3 separate regions of the Homo sapiens genome follow, and all the other regions are linked to region 3. The links are chromatin contacts, found by Hi-C or POLR2A ChIA-PET in ENCODE. All regions are on one chromosome and are shown on one strand. Each heading gives the region's core, a stretch centred on a gene start or an enhancer-like site at or near the end of the contact. The rest is flanking DNA. Distances are from core to core; before and after follow the strand shown. Region 1 holds the start of SWT1 (SWT1 RNA endoribonuclease homolog). Region 2 holds the start of LAMC1 (laminin subunit gamma 1). Region 3 holds the start of TSEN15 (tRNA splicing endonuclease subunit 15).

Region 1 (3,929 bases), core at 254-2,753, 1.1 Mb before region 3:
ACAAAAATTCCCACAGAATCCAGACACTAAAATCTGACCCTTTTAATCTGGTTTCCAGCTGGTGTTAAATGACATTAACATACTGAATCTAGCTTTCAGTTAACCATCTAGTCATTTAGAAATAAAAAATCATCATGAACGACAGTAAAAAAAAAAAAAAGAAATGAGAACAAGAATTATTGGATGATGCACAGATATAGTTAGCATTTCTGTAAGTTATAGTCAGTGTTATCCCATTTTTAATTGACTGTTGAGCCATGAGTCAACTACACATTCAGGAATACTAGATAAAAGCTGTACGGGACGATCAGTAAAAGGGATTTAGGACTATAACTCACAGAAGCTCCACAGGGATAATCTGTTCCCATTAAACTGGGGAGAGGTTAAACACACACACACACCCCTCCAGATATATACTTCTTAACTATAGGGGGAGGAGTTAATTTCCAGTTAGTGCTTCAAAGTGCCAAATAATCATGCTATCTCTTCCCCGGGGTTCTGAAACAAGTAGGAAACAAATAGACCAAGAAGATTGGCGTTTATCAACTTAATTAACTAAGAAAAGCTAACTGGAAGCGCGCGTCTTGTTCTTGAGACTAAATTGGGCTTCCCTCTCCTGCCCTGATGCCTAGAAGGTTCGGACCAAGCCCAAGCAGGGCAGCCAGAAAGTTCACGTTTTTCTCCTTTCTGTCCCAGTGGATTTATCGCGGGGGGACAGAAGAAAGAAACAAGAAAGGCTCGAATGTCAAGTAGGCACTAAGAGTGAAGGGGAGAGAAGTACGGGGGACAGGGGACTCGCTAGCATATGTTTTGGGGATCTGAAACGCATCAAAATTAAATGCCCCGAAGCTCTACCCACTCAGAGCTCTGGTTATTAAAAGCCTGAAAACAAAGCAAAATAGAGCAAAACAACTAATTTCTATCCACTGGCCACACCGCAGAACTGCTGATACTGGCAACATGAAGACTAAAGCAAAAATAAAAACAAAGGAAAAGAGTGTTCGGGTCACGGTGTAGGTGAGGGTGCGAAATGAAGAACAGACCCTAATTCCAAGTCAGCTGGATGGACAGGCAAGCTCGTCAGCTGCTAGTAAACCGCCGCGGGCCCGCGGGCTCCGCACGAACCGACCAGACCCCAACACCGGGCAAGGGGCAGCCCCGGAGGCAAGCCGGGCCAGAACCACACCCTCCACGGAGCTGGCTCGTCCCCGGACCCGCCCACAGAGTCGCCCCGCCCAGGTCCGTGTGACTCCTGAGTCCCCAGTCCGGCCGGCCGCCCGCCCGCCAGTATACTTGGGGCGGGGGACGAGGGGGAACCTGCCCAGCAAAACGTCAACGCACCCCGCAGTTCCTACCTTACCAGCGCCGGCGGCAGTGGCAACTCCGGAGCCCCAAGCCAAAGGAGAGGGACCCCCGCCTCCCAACACACACACACACCCCGCCCCACCAACTGTATGCCTGCTGGGAAACGTAGTTCTGCGCCCGCATCCGCACTACCTACTCACCGCCCCACAGCGCTCGCTTAGATTTGCATTTACTTCCTCCGAGGCTTGAACTCCGGCCCCGCCCCCAGACTGCGCAGTGTATCCTGGGTGCTGTAGTCTTTGTTCGGTTTGGTGGTTGGCCGGTGGGCCGGAGACGCACCGTAGAAACCGAACCCTCTTACCCAATTGGACGCCGTCCCCAGTACGCTTCTGCGCAGTTTGTGGTGGCGTCGTAACGCCTCGGGGAAAGGGAAGCGGACGGGCATCTGGAATCGCTGCCTCTGGCTTTCTGTTTTCTACTAACAGGATTTGGTCACTGGTTCTTCATCTTTTGTCTGTTGCACGCATCCCGCCCTCCCCACTTGCTTCCCCACTCCTTGGATCCAGCCCTGTGGGCATTCACGTCAGTTCTCTGACCCCGCCGTGAGCCCCGCTCCGGGTCCCCGGGCGGGCTTGGCACGGAGGCGGTAACTATGGAGAATATGGCGGAGGAGGAGCTGCTGCCCCTGGAGAAGGAGGAGGTGGAGGTGGCCCAGGTCCAGGTCCCGACCCCGGCCCGGGACTCGGCTGGGGTCCCAGCTCCGGCCCCGGATTCGGCTCTGGACTCGGCTCCGACTCCGGCCTCGGCTCCAGCCCCAGCCCCTGCCCTGGCCCAGGCTCCGGCCCTGTCCCCGTCCCTAGCCTCTGCCCCTGAGGAGGCTAAAAGCAGTAAGTGCAGAAGGCCCAGATCTTTCTGCTGCAGAAGAGAGAAAGTGCGCCTTGCTGGGAAGTAGGGGAGGCCCTTCACCGGGATGGTTTTTATGGGGCAAGGCAGGTTTAGGAAAATGGTGGGGAGGAAAGAGGGGCCCGTGTAGCGGCTAAAGCAGGGTTACAGAATGGGAGACGGCATCTTCATAAGCCTCGAGGATGTCACGGTGAGGGATATGCGGAGAGCAGGAATGCTGCAGATAGAAGGAAATAATGAGGTTAAGGGCTTTTTCTTAAAAGGGAGTCTTTTTAAGGTACAAAAATAGGAAGTTACACATAATTTGGTAGTTTCCCGCAGTCCAGTCTGCCATGGTTAACTAAGTTCTTTCAAATGTGACATAGTAACCGAGGCAACCTGTTTACGGTAGTAGATCCTAGCTGCCAACATTTCTAAACCATTACTGTCAACTAGCTTTTCTGCTTCGACAGCCACAAGGAGATGAGTTTTTCTCATTTCAGTTTTCTTTTCCCCCGCTAGCAGCTTGCCTCCGAAAAGATTTTGAGGCTGAGTAGTAGTTTAGGAAAGAGTCGACTAAATTTACGGATGTTTTCCCCCATACATAAATACCAATTGAGTTTTGTACTCCATTCCATCAGAAATAGACTGTTGAGAATTAATGGCCCATATTATTGTGCTTCTGAATGTGCCTGCATGTTTTCTAAGTGGTGGTTTATTGGACCATATAGGAATTTAAAAGACTGATGAGTAACACTTTCTTAAGGATCTTCTAACATTTTAAAATGTAAGGTCTAAGAAAGACATAATTTAAGTTCTTTTAACATTTAGTTTGTGGTCATAAGTTGACCTTTATGTGCTTTCTGAATTGGAACTTAAAATAATCTTTAATTCATTATTTTTTCTACTTCTAGGCCAGTTTTGAGTTTAATATTTATAAAAGGTTAGATAGTTATAGATAGGATTATTTTGCAGTTTTGAAACAACATACAAATTGTTATAGATTTCAGAGTAGGGCTAATCACAGGAAAGACAAAAGTCAGAATGCTTCAGGTAAGCCCCTTCTCATTATATAAGATCAGAGCTTGTAGGTACAAAATAAGGCCAGTTGTTTCTTCAACTACAGTGGGTAGGGATCGGGGAGGCATGGGGAGCTGAGAGGGTTCCACCCTCCTAAGTAGCCTCCTACCTCACTTCGAAGTTGTATTTGTTTATATTAGTCAGAAGTGGTTCAGCAGCTTTGGGAAATGCATGCATTCTCTACCTCCTCACCATCAAAAATATGTTAAACATAGAAAAGACTTATCTATATATTCCAAAATTTACAAATATGTAATTTGAAGAAGGTATACTATATGGGAAACTGAAAATGCATTAGTAGGACAAATATGTAATGATTGAGAAGTCTGAAATGCATTAGAACTAATACATATATTAATCACATTTTAAACATTATTTTTAGTTGATCTAGTTAGTCCTTTGAAATCAGTCATAACTAGGTAAGATGAAGATAGCCTATCTGAAATAGAATTGAAAATTGAGGAAAAAGTAATAGAATAAGTTGTAAAAGACCCTCCTAGCATCTTGGAGACATCTAATTTAACAAGAAGTTTGCCTGTTGACTTCTGGATTAATAGTGTGTTACAAAAAGCAGATTGAGTATTTTGCATACAGATTGTCTGATACGCACTATCTTAAACCAGAAGGTGATTTCAGAGATGTTTATAGGCATATCATGCATT
Region 2 (3,819 bases), core at 130-2,629, 1.0 Mb after region 3:
GGCTATGCCCAGCAATTACAGTGAGTGCACTTCCTTTTGTTCATTCTGCACCAGGATTAGCAGTCAAATCGCTTTGTGGTTCTTAATTAAGGCTGAGCAGCTATAAAGAACAATAACTTCAAAAGTGAATTTATGTTTTAATTACACATAGGCAATATAGGCAGCGAAGGCATTTGCTCCCCTCAAATTCCCCCTTAACTCAACAGAGCAATCACCCTCAGCCCTGGAAGGACATCTAAACATTTTAAAGGCGAAAGTGTTTAAGGCGGACCTTCTTGTTTCCGATCCAAGAATGCGCTGTGATGACCTTGCTAGCAAAGAGAAAAGTGGGGATGGGAGTTTCTGATTAACGCTTCAGAAAAAAAAGGGGGAAATCACAATCCTAACAGCCGAAATGCAGAATAATCAGAGAGCCAGAATCCCGTTAAGTCAGAAAGAACAGGAAAGCAGAGAGACTCGTGCGGAACATCCTGGCCCTCACGGGATGTTAAAAGCAGTATCTATTTAAGAAGTTGGAGAAAGGAGTTTCTGTGTGGCCCATGCCGGGGAACAGAGAGCAAACACGCGGCCGTCTGCGCCCGTGAGGCCGGCCACTGGGACGGAGCCGGTCCGGGAGCTGGGCTGCTGGCGAGCAGTAGCAGGGGACGGGGCTGTCACCGCTTACCCAGGTGCAGCGTGAGGTTGATGGAGCTGGGGTACTGCACCCCGGCCAGCATGGTCTGGCTTTGCCACCAGGTGGTGTCGGCCTGGTTGTTGTAGTCGGTCAGGAAGGCTGCCCCGTGCTGCAGGTGGGGCTGCCCGGCGTCGCACAGGTGACAGGACTTGGTGACCCCGGTCACCCCGGTCTGCACACAGTATTCCTCGGGCGGAGTCCCACACGTGTTGGTGGCCACCACAGTCACGTTGAAGGCGGCGTTGACGAACTCGGGCATGCAGCGCTGCGGCCGCCCGCCCTCGTCCGTGCACTCGTCCATGGCTGCCTGGGCACAGCCCGCCGCGGCGGCCGCCGCCAGCACGGCCAGCACGGGCCAGAGCCGCCCCCGGGGCCGCAGGGCCGGCGCGGCCCGATGGCTCCCTCTCATCCCGCCGCCCGCACGCTGGGTCACGGCGAAGGCAAGGGCACCGGCGCGTTCCTCTCGCCTAGCGGCGTCCCCCGGAGGCCGCTTCGCTGCTTGAGCCTGGGGGCCCAGGGGCCTGACTCCGGCGCGGGCGGTGGCGGCGGCTCGCGCCGGAGAGACTGACGGGTGGGCGCCCCTAGCGAGGACCGCGCTGCTCGCCGACCACTGCCCCCGCGCGCCGCCTCCGCGCTTCCCTCACCTACCCCGGGAGCAGCCTGCACTCCGCGCCGACCCCCGACTTCCGAGCGCGTGCCCGAGTGCGCGCCCCCGGGGAGGAAGGAGCAGGGGGTGGGGTCGGCAGGGTGGGGTGGGGTCTGGGCGAGGAGAAAGCCCAACCCTGTCTCCTCTCAGCAACTCCCGCGGCCCCTGGGGCAACTCCCCGGCCCACCGCGCCCCATGGACTGCGCGTCCGCCCCGGCGACTCCAGGAGGCGGCGGGGGCGGGAGCAGCGGCGTCTCGCGCTCGGGCCCGCGGCGCGCGACCCGGGGGGAGGGGCGCGCGAGGTGGGCGGGGAGCCGGGGGAGGGGGTTGGGGGAGGGGAGGGGAGAGGAGGGGAGAGGAGGGGAGGGGAGAGGAGAGGAGGGGAGGGGAGGGCGGCTGGGTGGTGCATGCCGGGAGGGAAGGGCGGCCTCGCAGACCCGCTCCCCGCGCGGGAGTCGCTGGGGTCCTTGGGCTCCGCGGCCTGGGAGACTCCGGATTGCGGGAGGAGTCGGGGGAGGGCGCCTTAGAGGGGCGATGCCGGGTCAGGAGGTCGCTCGGGGTCGTCCCTGGGGCCTCGCGCCAATTTGGGCTGCGGCAAGAGGGTCCCCGCCCGGCCAGGTGTGGGTCCGAACCGGGAGCGCCCGCTGCTGCCCGGGGCCCCGCTCCAGCCCCTCCCGAACAGAGGTCCCGGGGCGTTCATGGGGCCGACACGGTCCCTGGAGAATCAGAAGGGCCTGGTCGCAGCAGCCAGATGAGTTTCGTGAAGCGATTTCCTGCCGCTGATTTAAAGTGTAACCAGTCGTTTTACCGGGGCAAGGAAGGAAGTGAAAAGGCTGGGAATGGAATGAATTTTTCCCTTGGGTACGCACGACCCACTGCGAAATTCTTCCACTGTGTTGTTTGTGTTCCTCGGCTTGCCTTTAAAAGACTCGAAATTATGTGGATTCTGACATCCTCCTTTTCGGGCCTGCTGAGTCACGGAATATTCTCAGTGCCAGAATGACTCAGTTCACAGAACCTGAGCCAGAAGATCATGAGTTTTAGTCCCGGAGCAGAACCTGGGCGCTTACCCAGTGCTGGATACGGCAAGCAGAGACCAGGGCAGGGAGGCAGCAGCTTGAAACCCTTGGCGTCCCCAAGCAGAGAGGATGCACATAGTGAATGACACGGATTTGTTTTGTTCTAGCTTTTCAGGAATTTAATGATAAAGTGCGGATAATAAGTACACCGCAAAAACAAAACAAAAAAACACATGCATAATTTCGGACCCAGTTGTCCCATTAAGATAGGCGTAATGGGAATCTGAAACAAGGAAATAAGTATATGTTAGGTGACTCTGGATAGTTAGGGTTAGTTAGACGCAGACTGCTGATTAGGAAAACCTTAAGGATAATGTTCTGGTAGGATGAAGAAGGGAGGGGAATCTAGGGTCTTGTTACACGGCTGAGCTTACTTAGCAAGTTATGTTCATCACTGTTCCGTTTATTTGATGAGATGGGTGGAGATTATGCATGGCTAAAGGTGCCTCATTCTTGGCACCTTCTCTTTGGGAGAATTAAGTTGTGGGGACTAATAATTTTTTAATCCTTTCATACATGAGTTGAAGCGAAATAAATACGTTCATTTACACCTAGAGGGGATTATATGCTCTCTCAGTCCTTCGTTGTACTTGAGGACAAACGTGGGCATATAGGACAAAAATAAGGATGTTAGTTGTGAATAAAGCTACAGATTTGTAATAAACTTGTTTATATTTTAATAAACATATTAGTGAATTTGCATTATTATACATTTTTAGTACTTTGTTATATAGTGGCCAAAGCGTGGGTCTCTATTTCCAACAATCAAAATAAAGACAAGGAGACCCCCAAAGGCTGTGAAATCAACATAAATGGGTTTGTCATTGCTGCCTTTTGAGTCCTAATGTCCAAGACTAACATCAAGATATTACTTATGCGAATTTTCCGTAACTTAATTACCAGAGCTTATCTGATATTTGTAAAGCACATAAAGAGACCTTGAATTAATCTCTCAATTCTCTTGCTTATGGAAATGTGTCACAGTGACAAACATCTATTTTGAAAAGAGGTAAAGTGTAACCAGCCAGTGGGCTTGATGATAAAAATTTTGCTCCGTTATTTGGATCTTGATTCAAACAAATCAACGGTTAAAACAAAATTTTTAAGACAATTTGAGAAATTTGAACACTAACCAGATGTTTGATGTTATCGACAAATTATTTTAGCCACCTAGAGATGCCACAGTCTACTAGACAGTATTTAAAGAAAAAAAGTGAAAGTGTGTAAGAATTTCTTTTACTGCAGGTTACCCTGTTTTTCAAAAAACTCCAGTCTTTTGAATGCACGTTCTTAAGTGCTTAGACATTTCATTATCAGCCGGGCGCGGTGGCTCACGCCTGTAATTCCAGCACTTTGGGAAGCCGAGGCAGGGGATTACTTGAGGCCAGGAGTTCGAGACCAGCCTAACCAATATGGTGAAA
Region 3 (3,888 bases), core at 594-3,093:
GCATGGGGACAGGTCTAAAGTCACATTCTCCCATCAGCTTCACTGTAACTGTACAGGTTCAGGAGGACAGGGGTTAATTAGTTGTCGACTTCAAACATGTTTTGAAAATAACACCCAAAACATAATTTTGAGCCAGGTTACAAGGCTTTGGTGGTCAAGCTAAACATGTGATTTTATCAGTATGGAAACACTGAGGATTTCTAAGCAGGAGAATAATAAAATAAAAGTGTGTTTGGGGATAATAAATCTGGTACCATTTTACTGGATGAAACTACATAATTTTTAAATTAACAGAAAGGTGAAATTGGAAAAACAAATACCCCCTATTATTTTATTACTTGTTCTTTTTCTTTTAAAAATTAATTTGATCCTTCAAGAAGAGAAATCAAAAGGGGAGATTTGATGGTCAAGGTGTATACAGCCATTAACTTGAAAAAGAAAACAATCTACAAGTATATAAACTGAATAACACCACCAAATCTAGATAAAGTCTTAAAAAGTTGTTACTGGTGTTTCGCTTATTAAGTACTTATATAGTGCTTTCTGTATGTTGAATGGCTTACAAATATTCATTAATTTAATCCTGTAACAACCGTATAAGTAAGTATGGACTATTAATATCCCCATTTTTCAGGTGAGGAAACTAAGGCATAATAAGATCAAGCAACTTGTCCCAAATCACAAGGTTGATAAGTGACAGAATCAGGATTTAAACTGAGTCTGATTTTGAGTTCATGCGCCTAACCAATATGCTGCCTCTCCATGCTATTGTTTCCCTAAAAGGGCACTAAATAATATTTCCATGCTATTGTTTCTTTTTCTCACCTTTTGGGAGGATGAAGGGGACAGAGTAGGAAGATAAAATTAAGCAAGAGAAGCTGAAAAAGGTTAACTCTTCAAACTTATACCTTCAAATTTTTTCTTGGCTGTTTTTAGATGATTATGAATTATTGCTCTCTAGCAGAAGAGTGCAATTCTGTTAAAGTACCGTAGAGACTAGTTTTTGAGATTCTTACAAAACCCACATCTCCATTCACTGTCTATTCACTGCTTGGAACCGTACTTGTACAAGGCAGTAATGTCTCAAGCAGAAGTAAGCAGAGGACTATCTTGATCTCGCCTGCTGCTAATCTAGAAAAATACACGCAAAATGTGAGTAGCTCTGCTTTGAGCAAGAACCTATTCAAACTTTCGAAGAAATCTGAAATATTAGGAATCTGCACCTTTTCAAAATAAAGATGCATTCTGGGCCCAAGGCTAAGTGTAAACGTGACTGTGCTTAAATCTTTATCACTATGGACCCCTAGATCTTATCCATCGCCCACAAATTGTCTTGCATGGTTACCGTGAGGATTAAATAAATTTATCCCCCAAAGGGGATTTACCTAGACAGCAAAACTAGTGGAGCGCTTATTAGGGATCTCCGGCTTGAGAGGGGCGGAGTTACTGTCTGGCTCTCAGTTCCAAAATGGCTTTGGCTGGGGGATTGAGATAGTGCAACTTGTTTAAACAAACAAAACCGATGCTGCCTGAGGCTGGCAGTTGTGCACACCGGTCCCCCTCGGTGAGGGTGGCGCGCGTCCTCAGTCTCCCACTGAGGAAGAAAGAAAGAGAGCTGCCTGGGAGTGTTCTGCCTGGGTTAGGGGCCTGGACGGCGCCCTGCTCCTCTCGCGCCTCCTGACCTTAGGGTGAGTGCCCATCCAGGCGTCCTCAGGGGCCCACGAAGGAGCTCCACCGCCGTCGCCAAAGCCGCGAACACCGCCCGGACCCAGGCCGCTGCAGCCGGGGGTCGGCTCGGAATCGCCGCGCTCCTCCATGCCGGCCGGTGCGGCGCTCCCGTGGTGCACCACGACCCGCGCCCGGCCAGAAGCAGCGGCGCGCGCGCCTGTGGGTTCCGCTTCCCCGAGGCTCGCAGCTGCAGTGCGAGAGGGCTCAGAAACTGGGAGGAAAGTTGCATCAGCCCCTCCTTCTGACCAAGGTAGCTAGAACCTGCGCGAACGCTCTCTAGTTTCGCTCTGCGTTTATTCAAATCTGAGCAAATTCTAACGTGAAAAATATTAAAGAGTAGCCTGCGCCCTGAAGCTCTTAATCCTCTTTAAGTCAGTGCTGCCGATAACTCTCTGAGAAAGTTGGGGGATACATACGTCCTCTTTGCCTTCAGCAGTGGGGTCCTGGTTTCTGATTGCTGGGGACGGGAAAGGCCTTACTCAGTGCCCTGACATAGAACTTTAAAGTAGAACCATACTTTCAGGGTGGACCCACGTTTCAGGATTAGAGGAAACACGAGTTGCTGAACGAGTGTTCAGAAAGGTAGGATACAAACTAGCATAAGCATGTGATCTGGAAGCCAAGGATGAGGAGTTTCAAACAGGCAGAGTAGCACATTTTAAGTATTTTTTAATTTACTGTGAGTGAAATGGGAAGCTATTGGAGGCTCCTGGACGTTTTCATAGGATCACTCTGACTGATATGTTGAGGATAGACTGGAGGGAGCAAGGACACAAACAGAGACTGGTTAGGAGGCTATCGCATTGACCAGGACAAGGGTGACTCAAAATCCAAAGTCCCAGGCAGGACATAACTTCTGTTTTCAACCATGATAGACTAAGACCCTAGTGGACCATCCCCCAGCAGAAAACAATTTGGACACAATGCAAAAAGCTGAATATACTGGAATGTGAATAGTGGACTGGTAGGAAGGGCAAGCTTGCTTGAAGATCAGGAACTACACTTGGACACAATACAAAAAGCTGAATATACTGGAATGTGAACAGCAGACTGGTAGGAAGGGCAAGCTTGCTTGAAGATCAAGAACTCCACAAGAAAATTCTCCTCTCTTTGGCATTTAGCTTGGGGCAAAGTGCAGTCCAGAAGTCAGGCTCAGCAGTACCAGGGATGCATGTATAAAACTTATCAGTTATTCTTGTCTGGGGAAGCAGAAAAGTGAAGACAGAAAATTTTGAATTCTGAAGAGATTAAGAAATCCCAAGGAAGGAGTCAGAGAGTGGATCCCCAAACTGTCAACCCACATCTCTGAGAGATCCTGAACCACCCAAAACAGAATCACAGCAGCTCAGTTAAAAACAAAAGATCTGAACTGAGACCAGAGCTGTCTCCAAAAGGGAGAGAGTTTTCAGTTAAAATCTAGCCGGGAAAATTACCTACTAATACAAAGGAAATAACACTCATCAGAGAAGAATAATAGAATCCAGACTCTCCACTTAACACTCACAAAGTCCAGAGTACTATCCAAAACTATCTGACATATGAAATTCAAGGAAATGGATCGCATACTCTAGAGATCAACCCTGAGATGAATCAGATATTGAAACTGACAGATAAGGATTTTAAAGTGACTATTATAACTATCCTCAATGAAGTAAAACATGTTTTCAATGAATGAAAATCTCAGGAGACAAATAGAAAATCTCAGCAAAGAAAAAGAAAAAAAAAGATTTTTAAAACCAAATGGAAATTCTGAAAATTGAAAATTATAATTTTAGAAATAAAAAATTCACTGGGTGAATTTAACAGCCAAAAAAAATTACAAAAGAAAAAGTAGGGAACTTGAAGATAGAGCAATAGAAATTATTAAAAGTAAACAACAAAGAGAAAAATTATCTTTAAAAAGTGAGTAGACCAACAGAGATTTGCTACATGTCAGACAATCCAACATGCATGTAAACAACAGAAGTAGAAAAAAAAAGGGACAGAAAAAATTTTTGAAGAAAGAGTGGTGGCCAGAATTTCCCCAAATTTGATGAAAAACACATTTACTAGTACAAAATGCTAAATACATAGCAACTAAAATAAACACAAAGAAGTCTACATTGTAATAAAACTATTGAAAGTCAAAAAAATAAAGAGAAAAGCTTGAATGCATCAAAA

Evidence for each region. Hi-C counts contacts between places; a loop is a spot of excess contacts on that map. ChIA-PET counts read pairs that join two places held with the same protein, here RNA polymerase II (POLR2A). Pooled maps may share reads with other maps.
Region 1: a map of CD8-positive, alpha-beta T cell shows a loop between it and region 3 (4-fold over the local background). The contact joins the promoter of SWT1 here to the promoter of TSEN15 in region 3. A Hi-C loop is called at or near these places in 4 of 168 maps with a recorded cell type or tissue (CD8-positive, alpha-beta T cell, OCI-LY7 and naive thymus-derived CD4-positive, alpha-beta T cell), 8 of 37 single-sample maps with no recorded cell type and 20 of 50 pooled maps. POLR2A ChIA-PET finds 5 or more read pairs at or near these places in 1 of 52 experiments (H1).
Region 2: a pooled map shows a loop between it and region 3 (5-fold over the local background). The contact joins the promoter of LAMC1 here to the promoter of TSEN15 in region 3. A Hi-C loop is called at or near these places in 2 of 37 single-sample maps with no recorded cell type and 8 of 50 pooled maps.

What each region holds. Positions count from the first base shown.
Region 1 is chr1:185,154,741-185,158,669 of GRCh38, reverse strand. It overlaps SWT1 (SWT1 RNA endoribonuclease homolog), which reads right to left and starts at 1,503. Exons shown (of 19, transcript NM_017673.7): 1 at 1,356-1,503. It overlaps TRMT1L (tRNA methyltransferase 1L), which reads left to right and starts at 1,717. Exons shown (of 15, transcript NM_030934.5): 1 at 1,717-2,192. The coding sequence starts at 1,958. RefSeq lists silencers at 1,111-1,230, 1,971-2,220 and enhancers at 1,771-1,880, 1,724-2,629.
Region 2 is chr1:183,020,980-183,024,798 of GRCh38, reverse strand. LAMC1 (laminin subunit gamma 1) reads right to left here and starts at 1,379. Exons shown (of 28, transcript NM_002293.4): 1 at 665-1,379. The coding sequence starts at 1,082. RefSeq lists enhancers at 463-1,016, 1,572-2,126, 2,127-2,682, 3,420-3,819 and silencers at 971-1,110, 1,131-1,200, 1,251-1,640, 1,671-2,060.
Region 3 is chr1:184,049,685-184,053,572 of GRCh38, reverse strand. It overlaps TSEN15 (tRNA splicing endonuclease subunit 15), which reads right to left and starts at 1,843. Exons shown (of 5, transcript NM_052965.4): 1 at 1,683-1,843. The coding sequence starts at 1,817. RefSeq lists enhancers at 1,764-2,058, 1,937-2,066, 2,127-2,236, 1,989-2,924.